Linked DNA regions of Homo sapiens: region 2 is linked to region 1. Evidence: chromatin loops called from intact Hi-C (ENCODE). Cell type or tissue: endothelial cell of umbilical vein. All regions are shown on one strand.

Region 1 (5,000 bases):
GTGGCAAATGTCATGTGGGGACTCAAAGAGAAGAAAGGTTGAGAAAGGTTATTTGCAGGCCATAAAACCTTGAAGCAAATATAGTCATTTTACAATCCTGTTGGGGCACTCGGAGGCACAGCAGTTACAAGGACCTGCTACGGTGCCTCAGAAGACGCTCCCAGGGTCTGGGAAGCCATGCTTCCTGTTCCACCAAGGCCAGCCTTTGTAACGTGACTTAAGTAACTGCGCAGGCCACCAGACCCCACCGCTGACTGCACCTGAGGATCTCATGGTAAGGAAGGCTCTTCCACGGCAGAGACCCACAAGCCCACAATGTGCCTAACTGAGAGCTAGCAGAGTCATGACTGTCTGCTGTGAGATAAAAAGCTAGATGACAATTCCGGCAGAGATTCTACATGTATTTGTTTCAAGTATAAATTGTTTCCATTTCATCTGCTCATAATTTCCAAATTCTTAACAATGAACACGAAGAACCATAATATCGTTTGTGGAAGGTCTCTCCATTTCCAAGAGTGTAAACACACATTAATTTGGCCTTACAAGCTGTCTTCTACAGTGAGGTGAGAACAGTCTGAAGCATGTGCTGTTCCTTCTTTGCCCTGCAGGAAGCTCGTGCTGCCAATTCCATCTCCCCATGTATCTCCGACCCTTCTCTCTCCAGCCCCACTGGGTCATGCCACAGGTTCCCCATGGGTCTGCTTGCAGAATTCTGTTCCTCCCTCAACAGTGCTTCAAGACAGTAGCACAGAGGTATTCTTAGAACACACATTGGAGACTTATGGCTGAACAGGAGTGGTGGAACTGACATGATTTTCTCCTCTCTTCCCAAATACAGTGGATCCTTGAACGACGTGGGGGTTAGGAGTGCCGACTCCTCATGCAGTCAAAAACCCATGTATGAGTTTTGACTCCTAAAAAACTTAACTACTAATAGCCTACTGTTGACTGGAAGTCTTATCAATAACAATCAATAACACATCTTTTGCATGTTGTGTGAATTATATACTGCATTCTTACAATAAAGGAAGCTAGAGAAAAGAAAATGTTATTAAGAAAATGGCATGGAAGGAAGAGTAAATACACTTACAGCACTGTATGTATTAATACTGTGAGTTTACATTGTCTGTTTACAAAATCAACCGTCTGTATCTGAAATGGATGGGCCATTGCAGCTGCAGACCTCAATCTACAGTACCTAGCAAGCAATTCATCTTTTTCTTGTAATATTATGACTTTTCTGTTTCTTGGGAACCATTCAGCATGGTTAGTGGTACTTCATATGGGTCCCACGGTGTTATTCGAGGTTCACAGTATTGCACTAAATCTGACGAAAAATATAAGAACTGCAAGAGATCGCTTTTGACTGCAATATGCAATTTTCTGGAGTGATGAACTGTTCAGGTGGGGATGATTAGTGTCACCCAGCATTTCAAGCCTACATTTGCACCAGCTGAGCTCACCACAGTGGCAACAGGAGGCAGCTATGAAGTCACTACAGGAGTAGAGTATGTATCACAGTTGTTTTATACAGTTATGAATGAATGCTGCATCTTAGTCCTCTGGGTTTACTTCCTTGATAAATACATAACTCTGAAGTTTAGTTTTTCCAGAAATTACACCCAAGCACAAGGTGGTGAGGTGCAAGTCTGATAATGGGGAAATGGAAATTGGGGGACTTGAGCAGGACCCTGCCCTCATATCCCACTTGTGTCCCAGAAAACTTATTCCACTCCCCACCCCAAGCAGGAAACCGGAAGAGTCTTTTGGATCAATTGAACAGTACCATAGATACCTAGAGTCTGCCAACAAAAACATCACCCAAAAAGCTGGATCATTACAGCAAAGACACTAGTTTTAAAAGCCTCTGCTACACAGCTCCTGGTCAGCTTCTCAATGCTTCACTCTTAATGAGAATCAACAGTCAAGGATCATCAGGGCAGCTGAAAAAGGGTTCTGAATGGGAATGATGAAAATAAAACAAAACAAAAGCAAAACCCTTGGTGGAACAGAAACAACGCAGTGAACAGAAGAAAAACACAACAACAAAAACAAAAATCTACAATATAGTCAAAGGGAAGACAGTGCAACCAAAACAGAATGTGATAAACACGAAAATCAGAGGAAAAAACCCTTGAAACCAAACACAAGACAGCAAAACAAAGGAGTAGAGTTTGAAGATAAAACTGAAGAAATCCCTAGAAGATCATAACGATAAAAAAAAACCAGACAACAGGAGAGAAAAGTATTCATTCTAGGAACAAAAAGCACACAGGAGGGAAAACAACAATATAAAAAAATGGATCCAGAATTAAGGGAGTCAGGTGCCTGGGTTAAACTCTAAGTATCCAGTATAAAAAGTACAGTATAAAAGTATCCAGTATAAAAACTACAGGAAAAAGCAATCTAAAAATTTCCACAGAGGAGGAAAAAGGGCATATACAAATAATCAGAAATGGAAATGGCACCGGACACAGATAACACCACTGGGAGCTGAAGAACAATGCCTTCAGAAGTGGGAGGAGTGGAAAATTATTCTCAGTGTAGAATTCTCTTCCCAAACTATCCATCCAGTGAGAACAGCAAAAGATGTCAGATACTCAGGACTCAATTTTACCTTGCACTCATTCCTTCCCAGGAAGCTACTGAAGGATATGTTCCTCTAAAGCAAGGAAAGAAAGCTGTAAAGAAGATGACAGGATCCAGGAAACAAGACGCATGGGCCAGAATGACCATGCAAGGAGGCACCACACGGACAGCCCTGCAGCAGCTGCGGGAACACGTGCAAACGGGGGAGGGTGTGGGTGCCCACTGCCTCCATCTCCAGAGTCCAGCTCAGTGCTTGACACATCGAGTTCATAACAAGTGAGGTCTTTAAACAGAGCAAGTATGGAGAAATTGTTGAATGACATCCATACAGAAGGAAACAGCTGATGATGACAGACACGATATGTTACACATGGTAAACGGCATACAAGGATAAGGCTGGGCTCCTCTGGCCAGGATGTGTTTTAAAACGCAAAAATCAGCAGCATATTTAAAGAGAAAATATATACTACTCTGGAGAGATGATATAGTGGTCACCTTTTTTTTACTCCCTAGACCAAATGTGACTGCACACTTTATTCCTGGCCGTCCATACCCCACACAGGGAGGGCGGGCCCCCACGGGAGGCCTCTACATGACTGACTACTTCTCACACACCCACTAGGACAACACATCCCCACACATTTTCAGGAATCCATTTCACAAAGTGTTTTAGAAGCTGCCTACGGTTGTTACTTTCACAGAGTGTGTGTGCTAAGGGGGTGAACATGGAGAAAAGTATTGACTAAACAGGCTGGTAGAAGCTGTAAAACAGACTGAGGGTTTTAAACTACAGTGAAAGTTGCTGTAAGTACCTTCCGGCTAAACTCTACAAGTTTGAAATAAATGTGTTACATATATATATAATTTTTTTTTTTTTTTGAGACAGGGTCTCCTTCTGTCATCCAGGCTGGAGTGCAGTGGTGTGATCTCAGCTCACTGCAACCTCCACCTCCCAGGGAGCTGGAACTATAAGCATACACCACCACATACAGCTAATTTTTGTATTTTTTTGTAGAGATGGGGTTTCACCAGGTTGCCCAGGCTGGTCTTGAACTCCTGGGATCAAGCAATCTGCTTGCCTCGGCCTCCCAAAGCCCTGGGATTACAGACGTGAGCCACCCAGCCCGGCCATTTTCTTTTTTTAATGAAAAAGAAATCTGTTGTAAGATAAAAAGGTGTGTGTGAGTGGTGCACATGCACATGCTTGGGGGAGGGAGCACCTGAGAGAAAGTGAACTTAAAATAAAGCCAAGTCTACGCCCAGACTGGCTGGTGGCCCCTGCTCTGTCCCAGAGGAGTTACTTTTATTAATTTATTATTTATTAATGTTGCTACGGTATATAAACAATTCAGACAGAGAAGTTCCTACCTGACAGACTGGGTGGAACACATACCTGTAATGATCTTTAAAAAAATCTAAACTCACGTCAAGGAAATAGCTCTCCCTTTCTAAAAGAGGGTGATGCGGGTTTAAGCAACAGGTGAGCAGACACTCTGTCGCAGGTAAGGACGAGTACCTCCACCTTAACCAAGACCTGCCCAAATGGGCTTCGGGTGGTGCCCTTCAGCCAATTTCTGTACAAAGCCTTGTCATAAATGGCTTTGGTGTAGAGGTAGGGAAACATTTTCTTGTTACCCTCAGCGTGTGGAATGGGAGATGGAGAGGCAGAAATCAAATATGCTGTCTTTAGAGCTCTTTAAGAACAGGAAATGTGAAATATAATGCAAAGCAAAAATGTCAATGAGATATTAAAGCCAGGTTAGGAAAGAAATTCATACATCATCTGTGATTTCTGAATGGAGCAGGAAGGAAAACCTAGGGAAGCCCTGACGGGCCCCACCAGGCTCCAGGGCCATGGGACCTCCAGGCCAGCCCTTGCTCTGAGTGTGAACAACCTCCATGGAGCACCCTCCATCCTCCTTCCCTGTGAACACTCTCCATGGAGCACCCTCCATCCTCCTTCCCTGTGAACGCCCTCCATGGAGCACCCTCCATCCCCCTTCCCTGTGAACGCCCTCCATGGAGCACCCTCCATCCCCCTTCCCCGCCTTCCCAGGTAGCCCTCCCATGTGACCACATCAAGAGATCTCAGTGCTTCTGGATGGAATCTTTGCCTCTGTGGCAAGGCGGCCATTTGTACTGAACTTTTGAATCCCCTGCAATGTTCTCCTCGAAATATCTTTTTTTTTTTTTTTTTTTTTTAACCTCACCAAGTTTCCAGTTTCTCTGCTGTGATTTGGGTTTTCCCTACTTCCTACCTTTCATTTTTCTTTGAGGATGCGTATTTAAGAGGCATGCTGTGGGTGAGATGAAACTGAATCATTTTGCTCTAGGCACATCAAGGAGAAATGCTGGTCATTAAGCGTTTAACGCCTACATCTCCAACCATCTCCCTGCTTTCCCTCATATTA
Region 2 (5,000 bases), 61 kb before region 1:
CATTTGTTTTGAGACAGAGTCTCACTCTGTCACCCAGCCTGGAGTGCAGTGGCACAATCTTGGCTCACTGCAACCTCCGCCTCCCTGGTTCAAGTGATCCTCCTGCCTCAGCCTCCCAAGTAGCTGGGATTACAGGCACATGCCACAATGCCCTGCTAGTTTTTGTATTTTTAGTAGAGATGGGGTTTTGCCATGTTGGCCAGGCCTGGTCTTGAACTCCTGACCTCAGGCAATCTGCCCGCCTCGACCTCCCAAAATGCTGGGATTACAGGTGTGAGCCACGGTGCCTGGCCTAATTCTGTTCATTTGAATGCCATTCCTCTTTTCACGCTGTTTGTATTTAACTTGCAAATGGCTCTTGGTGGTATGATTCTATCACAGCTGTAAGCATAAGAGGGTTATGCCTGCTTGCAGGTGTTTATGTACTTAAGTAGCAGTATAATAAAAATCATTTAAACCAACACTAGGGGACCAAGAGAATCTTTCCCCCTAAAATGAGGGTGGAAAGTTGTCCTCCATTATTTGAGTTTGAGAATCATGTGATAAAACAATCAGCTTTGATGTGTCTACAGCCATTAAGTGACTTAATGAGGAGATGGCCCGGAAGAGGATTGAAAGCATGGGCTGCTCGGTGTGAGCCCACACTCCTCTGTGAGCTCTGACCTGAGGAAAGGGACTTGGCCTCTCTGAGCCAGGTTTCACATCTGAAAACTGGGGTCAGGGCCTCTGTCCGGGCCAGCTGTCACTCATGTGTCTGCGGCAGAAGCCTGATAGGTGGTGGGTGTTCCCTCTCCTCTGGGGTTACTCGGTCCAGGCTCCTCTGACAGGCACAGCCTTGACCCATGAAAAGCCCTTCTCCAGAGGGATGCCAGGCCCCATATCAGGCAGGACAGAAGAAAGTTTTGTTGGGGGCCTGGGGAAGTGGCCCCCAAGACCCTCCAGGGCCAGCCTCCCGTTTGGCTGTGGGGCAAGAATTCCAGCACCCAACAGTCTCAAATCCAAGCCAAAGCATGGCCTCAGATCTACCACGTCCTCAACACTACCACGGGGGACTTGCTCACCCCTCACTCCAGGGCCAGCTCAGGTGGGGGCAAGCAGAGGGTGACCAGCAGGTGTAGCCTGAGAGCCGAGGCCAGCAGGAGGTACAGACGGAGTTTGAAAGCGTCAGAGCCCATCTGGCTGAGGGAGTCACATGTGCAACTCAGAGCACCCCGGGCCTCCTGACCTGAGCAGGGGTCAGCAGGTGCCCATGCCAGACCCAGGTCCTCTGTCCCGGCCGCCGTGCCTGGCAGCCGCTGATGAGCCCAGCGTGAGGCCGGTGAGCTGGGCCAGGTGGGGAGGTGGCGCGGGCCAGGCAGGGAGACTGGGAAAGGAGGGCTTCGGGCGTCTCCGTGACGAGCTGTGGTTGCAGGCTGGCCTGGCTCCCAGCGTGGCCCCCCAAATCACGGGCCTCCCAGCTCACCCTGGACACTGGGGCACCGGGCCCAGAGTCCACCCAGCAGGGGCCAGGAGGATTTACTGACAAGGCGAAGGTCTGATTTATTTTTACTTTTCAGGGTTGCCCCCACCAAAATGAAGGCTGCTATTAAACCCGCAGCCACTAAAAATAAATATTTAAACGCCACATTTGTGCAGCTGAGCCAGGCTGGGCGCGCCTTACAGGCATGCCATTTCCTCGGGTGGCTGGGACAATGACACCCTCGCACGTCCGGGAGCCGCAGCCCTGAAGGGGCCGGGCCTCAGCCCAGTGAGAGGACAAATCCTGCTGTCCAAGAACATCTTTATTCCCCAGTATCTGGGGAAAGCAGCAACTGGCTAGAGGAGGGGACAGAAGGAGACCGAGAAAGGAGAAGCGTCTCCAGGGAGTCCTCCCCTCACGAGGGCGCCAGCAGCCCCGAGACGCCCCACGGCCCGGCCTGGCTGCCTCACTCCAGCTGTGCGGGTCCTGCCGAGACACAAGACAACACGGCCCTGGACACAGCGAGGTCAGAAACCAGACGCAGCAGGGACTGCGCGGGCTGGGAAGGCTGGGCCCTCCAGCTGGGAGAGGGTTGCCTGGAGAGAAGGAAGTCCCCAGGCTGCCAGCGACCTGCTGCTCCTTCCCAAGCCCAGGATTTCCCAAAGCAGCTTTTCCCTTCCAGACGCTGGGGTGCAGGGCCCAAGACTTCCCAAAACAGCTTTTCCCATCCAGAGGCTGGGGTGTAGGGCCCATGACGGTTCTGCTTTAGTGTCGGGGATGAAAGAGAGGGAAAAAGGGCTGGGAGAGAAACAGAGAAACAGAAAGAAAGAAACAGACAGAAGACACAGAGACACAGAGAGAGGAAAGAGACAGAGACAGAAAGAGAGCAGAGAGAGACAGACACAGAGAGAGAGAGGCCCGGGGAAGAGAGACACACAGAGAGAGAAAAGAAATAAAAAGCAGGGGTGTGGAGTGGGGCGCTTAGCGACAGAGGAAGAGGAAAGAGGGGGAAAGAGACCTTGCTCACGGTGTACAGGGCTAGTCAGGGAGCGAGAGTGGCGGGCAGACCCTGCCCGGACCGCTGGACCCCTGAGCCTCCCCCTGCAGAGCAGCCTCCCTTACCATGTGGGAATGGAGCCCCCAGCCACCAAGGACCCTGGTGGACCAGACGTGGTCTGGTTGAGGACATCCTGGGTGACCAGAGTCATCCAGACCTTCCAGGTGGGACTGAAGAAGCTGCTGCTCGCCAGGGACCTGTAACTTGGGGTGCACTTGGAAATAAGGTTTTCGATATTTTGTGAATAGCACAAGTGTTCTCCCCCTGTATTTTCATTAAAGCACTATCAGTTAGTTAAATGTGCATCTCAATGCTTGTCATCCTGTTTTGTCTGTCTCTGGCTTTCTTTTTTCATATACTAAAAACCTCAAAAACCAAAAGTGGCCAGGCCCCCGTCCACCCGCGGCTCACTGGGTAGGCTGATGTGGCTCTCTAAGTGCCCTGGCTAAGTGCTCTCTGACCTAAACAGATCCCAGGTCCTAGAGCAGCCCCTGGGGAAGCCCTGCACCTCACAATGTTGACACCTTTGAACTCTGTTGCCACTTAAAAGTCACTGGAACCTGGGACCCTGAACACCAGGGGGCCAGGGGAGTCAGCCGGCGGCAGCCCATGGCAAGGCCACCAAGCTGGGGCTGGGCAGCTGGGAAGGAGGGGCTCTGAGGCAGGTGCTCAGCCCACCTGGGAGGGCTGGCGGAGGTTCCTGAGGTAGCACCAGCTTTGGGCAGCAAAAGCCGGTAGCACTGAGACACTCCGGGGGACACGTATCACCAAGGCCCATCCTGCCCCTGACCTAGCTGGGCGTTATTATGGAAGGTATCTCCTTTTCTGTCCTCTCCCACCCTCTGAAAATATCTTCAGAGAATCAGTATGAAGAGAAATAGTTCCCCTCACTATTCCATAATACAGCCCTTTTACATATTTTATCCCATCTGATGTTCACAACAGCCCCACCCTCACTCCCATTGCTTGGGTCTCTGTGCTGCTTCTCAAACACCCCAAGTCCTTTTCTGCCCCAGGACATTTGCACGTGCTCTTCCTCTTGATATTAATACTCTTCCCCATGTCTCATTCCCTCTCTTCATTCAGGCCTCTATTAAATGTCCTCTTCTCTGAAGATGCTTACTTTACAACCATGTGTGACTATCCAGGAAAATTCTCCTGTTCTTAGGAAACACTCTGGCATGTTCAGAGATTGCAGTGAATTAAAATGTCAGAGATTCTTTGCAGATTCCTTCCATCTTCTCCCATCAAGAGGCACAGGCTAGTTCCCCACCCCTCTAATCTGGCCAAGCCTTGCAACTTGCTGTGACTCATAAAGAGTGGCACAAGAGACACCATGTGACTCCAAATAAGGCCTTAAGGGGCCTTCCATCTTCGCTTTTGTCCCTCTGGAACTCCGGTCCCTGTGAGAAGCCCGAGCCAGCCTGCCGGAGGGGCACATGGAGGAGAACCAAGGCCCCCAGGCCAACTGCCCCAGCTAAGTGCTGGGGACGTGAGGAGGACAGTTGGGACCCGTCACAAAGTTTAGAGTGATTTTTAGGAAGGAATGTCAAACTGTAACAAGAGGGAAGAACAAAGGCCTGCCACTTAAATTTTTGAAAATAAGAAGTTGAGGGAAAACAGAAATAAAACTTCAAGTAGCTACATCTATGGTCAATTGATTTGCAAGAAGTGTGTCAAGATAAGTTGATGGGGAAAGAATCATCTTTTCAAAAAATGGTGCTGAAACAAAAGGATGGATTTGGACTACTGTCTCACACGACATTAAAAAATTTACTCAAAATGGATCAAAGACTTAAATGTAAGAGCTAAAACTTAAAAACATCTCAGAAGCAAACAGACGTCAATCTCCTTGACCTTGGATTAGGCAATGGTTTCTTTAGATTAGATACCATCAGCAACAAAAGAAAGCAAACCACCAAGAAAGTGAAAGAACGATACAAATAATGAGACAAAATACTTGGAAATAATGTATCTGATGAAGACTTCCTTCTAGGATGTATAAAGAATTCTTAAAACTCAGTAATAAAAAGACAAAATAACCCAATTCAAAAATGACTGAAGGAATTGAATAGACATTTCTCCAAAGAAGACATACAAAAATGGCCAATAATCACATCAAAAGTCATTGGAAAGGCAAATCAAAACCACAGAGGCTGGGTGCAGTGATTCATGCCTGTAATCCCAGCACTTTGGGAGGCCAAGGCGGGCAGATCACTTGAGGTCAGGAGTTCGAGACCAGCCTGGCCAACATGGCGAGAGCCCATCTCTACAAAAAAATACAAAAAAATTAGTTGAATGTGGTGGCAGGTGCCTGTAGTCCAAGCTACTCAGGAGGTTGAGGCAGGAGAATCGCTTGAACCTGGGAGTGGGGGGATTGCAATGAGCCAAGATTGCACCACTGCACACCAGCCTGGGTGACAGAGCAGAACTCTGTCTCTGGGAAAAAAAAAAAAAAAAAAAGGAACCGCAGTGAGAGACCAT

Evidence for each region. Peaks named below come from ENCODE experiments on the same cell type or tissue, not always from the same donor. Only the 100,000 strongest peaks of a DNase experiment are listed, where the experiment ranks them.
Region 2: a loop joins it to region 1, with 2.5 times the contacts of the local background. A loop is called at or near these places in 17 of 110 quality-filtered maps.

What each region holds. Positions count from the first base shown.
Region 1 is chr15:101,180,931-101,185,930 of GRCh38, forward strand. The region is part of intron 2 of CHSY1 (chondroitin sulfate synthase 1); the gene reads right to left. Among named protein-coding and RNA genes, the nearest start is that of LRRK1-AS1, 32 kb to the left of the region's middle. In endothelial cell of umbilical vein, no CTCF peak of the experiment used is centred here; DNase peaks (open chromatin) are centred at 2,731 and 2,801; H3K27ac peaks cover 1,959 bases.
Region 2 is chr15:101,119,896-101,124,895 of GRCh38, forward strand. The region is part of intron 1 of LRRK1-AS1 (LRRK1 antisense RNA 1); the gene reads right to left. Among named protein-coding and RNA genes, the nearest start is that of LRRK1-AS1, 29 kb to the right of the region's middle. In endothelial cell of umbilical vein, a CTCF peak has its summit at 1,884; a DNase peak (open chromatin) is centred at 1,916; H3K27ac peaks cover 74 bases.